2 separate regions of the Homo sapiens genome follow, and region 1 is linked to region 2. The links are chromatin loops, found by intact Hi-C in ENCODE. Cell type or tissue: OCI-LY7. All regions are shown on one strand.

What was found. Peaks named below come from ENCODE experiments on the same cell type or tissue, not always from the same donor. Only the 100,000 strongest peaks of a DNase experiment are listed, where the experiment ranks them.
Region 1: a loop joins it to region 2, with 16 times the contacts of the local background. A loop is called at or near these places in 12 of 110 quality-filtered maps.

The regions. Positions count from the first base shown.
Region 1 is chr4:130,358,248-130,360,747 of GRCh38, forward strand. No RefSeq gene overlaps it. Among named protein-coding and RNA genes, the nearest start is that of LINC02479, 17 kb to the right of the region's middle. In OCI-LY7, CTCF peaks have their summits at 1,484 (motif pointing right) and 1,691; a DNase peak (open chromatin) is centred at 1,514; H3K27ac peaks cover 565 bases.
Region 2 is chr4:130,807,264-130,809,763 of GRCh38, forward strand. No RefSeq gene overlaps it. Among named protein-coding and RNA genes, the nearest start is that of LINC02479, 430 kb to the left of the region's middle. In OCI-LY7, a CTCF peak has its summit at 1,436 (motif pointing left); no DNase peak of the experiment used is centred here.

The DNA of each region.
Region 1 (2,500 bases), 450 kb before region 2:
ATTGTTGTTGTTGTTTTTTTAAGACAAAGTCTCGCGAGTCTGGCTCTGTCGCCCAGGCTGGAGTGCAGTGGTGCAATCTCAGCTCACTGCAACCTCTGCCTCCCAGGTTCAAGTGATTCTCCTGCCTCAGCCTCTCGAGTAGCTGGGACTACAGGTTCCCACCACCATGCTTGGCTAATTTTTGTATTTTTAGTAGAGATGGGGTTTCACTATATTCACTAGGATGGTCTTGAACTCCTGACCTCGCGATCCACCCTCCTTGGCCTCCCAAAGTTCTGAGATTACAGGTGTAAGCCACCGCGCCCAGTCTGGAAATATTTTTATTATGTAAAGGAGCTTACAATCTGATTTGTTTTACTTTAAAATTTGAAGAAAAATTATGAGAAACAATAAGAAGCCACAGTTTTTACTCTGGACATTTATATAAGCAAACTTTTTAAAATCTCTACCTTTAAATTTTCTCTTTTCTTATTAAAGGAATCTGATACCATTTTTATCTATATTCATTCTAGGTATTTATTTTTTATGAATCTTATATCCAATAACATTTGCCAGCTCTACTAGAGGAATAGTATTGTGTTTTATATGAAATCTATTACCTAAGTGAACTGTGAAAAAAAACTTTACAATATATTTGAATTTAAAATCTTCAGTCAGTTCAATCATATTACTGACTCAATGACAGTGTCCTGAGCGAATCCATTATTTAATTAAGATTCTCTGCTCTCCAGAGCTTCTCTCAGTATCTTCAGTACCTTTAGGTTCTTGAAAATCAACCATATTTAGAAAGAAAACTTTTCATTACTTTTAACTGTGTTACTAATCCAACTAGATTTTAATTGTTTGTTTTCTTCCCTAAAATTTTTAAAATAAAACTTCTGGTAGGCACTCAATGATTTCATCTTGTTCTCCATTAGATCCATTATATTTGGTATTATTGGACACACAGTAGTTTTCCAGTAAATGTTGGTTAAATAAATGTACCAATTCCACCACCCCCTCCTCCCAACACAGTAAAAGATAAAGGAGAAAGGTAATCTTTCTGTGACAACACAGCAGGCATTTTCAACCACATATGTGCTAGATAGGGCAGAGGAAACAGGGAACTGAGGAAATGCTACGGCAGCAAGTCAAAAAACATGACATGAATGGTCACTCTAATGGTATCAGTAAAAATACAAACAAAAAACCAACAAACCAAAAATCTCCACATTTTCGGAGTTAGAACTTAAACATATTCAGGATTGGAGAGGTGCATTTAGGCAGCTTCGACATTGTTGATATTGTTTAATTCTTAATTTGGATGATAGGTTCATGCTTAGTTTCATATATGCTATTTTATTTTGTATGTGTCATATAGTACAGATGATAAACTTTTTAAAGAAAGAAGCCAAAATATTCTAATATTTTGTACTTTAAAGGCGTATAAGTAATATATACCCCAATTTAGGCCTGAAATTTTTCTCATTAAGTAGAAAGTCACTGTCAGAAGGTGGCAGTGTAGTACTTTCCTTCCCAAATGAACGAAAATAGTTTAAAAATTACCAAAATGTAGCCTTTTCCAGATGCAGGCCTCAGGGCCACATTCAGTCCTGCAACTCTCTCCTCATTGCTGGGGATGTCTCATTAGGAGATTAACTGTTTAAAATGCAATGCTAATGTGAAAGTTTTAATTGGGAAATTCTGTGCATGTTAAATTAATCTTTCTTAGGTACTTTTATCTAGAATTCGTGTTTCTTTTCTACAATGTTTAGCCTTTCTGAATGCTGCACATTATTTCTCTGTGGAAAATAAATTGTATACAGAATAATAATGTCCTTTAATATTTTAGATATATATTAAAATGCTGTTCAAGTTTCTTCTGTAATCACTTAATGCATAGCTTTAGCATAAACAAAATCTACATTCTTATCCACTTATTATGAACTAACAATCTTTGAAAAATATAAAAAAGGAGTTGATTATGGGAATATGGAAGAGAATGAAGAAGTCAAATTTGGATCTCTGTTAGACAGGGAATGAGAGATACCTGGTTGTAACATTTATTAGAAAAAAATGACGTATGCCTTTATCTTAAGAATTAACATCATATTGATATTAATATGAAATAATCAGAAAAAAACATGGTTTTGTAATGAGTGATGTCATAATTATTTAAATGATTAGCTTTGTTGAAAATATATATGGGCACAAATACATGAATAGGATTGTATTTTCTAATTTCTAGTTAAAATGTAATCTTCATAATGTATTTAATTGTCATATATATATACACACACATTTGAATAACTTATGATGACTCTTCAACCAACAGACAATTAAGTTTTAAAACTATAAAAGCACATTTTGTTTTAAGATGGTTTTAGCTACTCTGATCTCAAGAACATACAATTTATAATTACATAACTGTAATTTATTGGCATTAAGAATATAAAACATTGCAGGAGATTGAGACCATCATGTCTAACATGGTGAAACCCTGTCTCTACTAAAAATACAA
Region 2 (2,500 bases):
AAATCTTTGTTTGATTAAATCTTACGCAATTGGTGAAAGTCCTTGAACTGTTTTGGATATTAGTGAATATTGGGATAATTTCACTATTTGGATTTTTAACTGCTAGGATTGAAGTGTTACAAGGACTTGTGTATGGAATTATAAATCTTTGTTTGATTAAATCTTACGCAATTGGTGAAAGTCCTTGAACTGTTTTGGATATTAGTGAATATTGGGATAATTTATGCAAAGATTTAAAATGTTCTATTTGTTTTTATAGGTTTACATTATTATTTTTTATACTAATTGAGGAAAAGGCCCATAAACATTTAGGTATTTTTGAAAGGACAGGGGTATTATAAGCCTGAGTTTTGATTTCATTAATTTCTGTTTGTAGAGAGCATAAGAGTTATGTTTTGGGAAACTCAAAAAACTCTAAGATTATTTCTCCCTGAGAAGAATTTTATGTTTCTTTCTAGTTTGCACATAAGTCTCACCACAGTAAGTTTACTGGAGCAGTATCACATGGTAAAAAGGTATTTTTTTTTAGAACAAAGTTTCCAAAGTTAATTGAATGTGTTTAGATATGGGAATCTCTAGAACTTGATTTGAAACCCTCACAATCTTTTTACTTTGATGAATTTGTTGGCTTATTAAAGTGGGATCCCAGCAATTTCATTAATGGGAATATACCCCAAAGAAAATAAGCCATTCTACTGAAAAGACACATGTACTTATATGTTTATTGCAGCACTATTCACAATAGCAAAGATATGAAATCAACCTAGGTGCCCATCTTTGATGGATTGGATAAAGAAAATGTAGTACATATAGACCATGGAATACCGTGTAGCCATGGAAAAGAACAAAATCATGTCCTTTTAAAAATATTTATGGAGCTAGTAGTCATTATCCTAAACAAATTAACATAGAAACAGAAAACCAAATACCACATGTTCTCACTTATAAGTGGGAGCTAATAATTGAGCACACATGTTCATAAAGATAGGAACAATAGACACTGGAGACTTCTACAGAAAGAAGGAGGGTGGAGGTGTGAGTTGAAAACCTATCTATGGGGTGCTATGCTCACTACCTGGTGATGAGATTCATACCTAAACCTCGGCATCACACAATATTCCCATGTAACAAACCTGCACATGTATCCTCTGAATTAAAAATAGAAGTTGAGATTAATAAACATTAAAAATGACAAAATAAATAAAAGTTGCTTATGGACTGAAAACATAACATAAAATACAATAAAGCATAGTTTATAGTACACAAGGTGGCTCGAGTATCCACCATGATTGTATACAATTCCCCTTTTATCCTAGGCATGGTTTATTTATGTTTATTGAAGGGTATTACAGGAGGCAATTTATTTCAGAATCCCTTGGAGCCTAATCAATGTTGATAAGCATCATGACAGCTAAAAAGAATCTCTTTTGTTCCCTCTAGTGGTGAAACACTGCAGTCCAAAGGGAGGTTTATTGGTGGACAATCTCATATTTAGTGTCTTCGTTGTTTACAGTAAAGGCAGAAATCTCAGGGTAAAGAATCTTGGTTTTAGGACCTCTGATTATGACTTAAAATAAGAACAAGAAGGTCTCTTTGGTCCCAGCCTCTACGACTATTGTAATTACAGAGACATAGCTTGTTAACCTTTTGAGTTTTTCTTGCTCCTGAGTTCTCTCAAAATGTTTAGCTAAGGTCACAAATTGAGTCATATCTGTAACTTTCTGTCTCAATTAATACATTTTAATTTAACTGTAACATTTAGTTTAATTAAACTGTTAAGTCCATTTAAAAATGCTCATGTCATTTTAATCCATACAGGAAATCCTCTGTTTCATATTTTGAGTGCAGCATGTTTTACAAACAGTGTTTCTAAGCAAATTCTGTAATCTGAAACTGGTTTATTCTTTTTTATTCAGAAGGTTGTATTATGGACCAATCAAAATTTATGGAAGTCTTTTAGAATTGAATTTAAAAGGTTTTTAATACTTTTTTAAGCTCTTTTTGTTACTTTTTATGAGGAGGTTTTAAAGTCAGGGAGTTTTGAATCATAAGCTCATATGAGAATTTCAAATTCCTCAGTAAATATTTGAGGACTTTTTCTTGGATCGGGGAAGTTTTTTACAATGGCTCTAAGCTCAGTTCCAGATCTTGGAGTGAAAGTAATTACAGCAAGAATACTTGGCTGATCAAAAGGTCTTACTTTGCAAGGCATCTGTCTTATTTAACTTTTAAAATATTATCCTTAAGGTGGCAGGTAATTTAGCAAAAATATTAGTGGACTCAGAGTATGTAGGCAGAGATGAATAAAGAAAAGGAACAGTTAGGTTTAGTTTAGTCAGAATACAGTCCTCATTTATAATGTCTAGTCTGTTGCTTAAGCTTTTTGTTTGTTTTTTGCAAACAATCTATAGAGGTGGCAATTTTCAATCTGCTTAGTCTTTTATAAGCCTTGTATACCAATTGAAGACTAATCCCATTGTTTTGTAGGGTTTTTGATCCC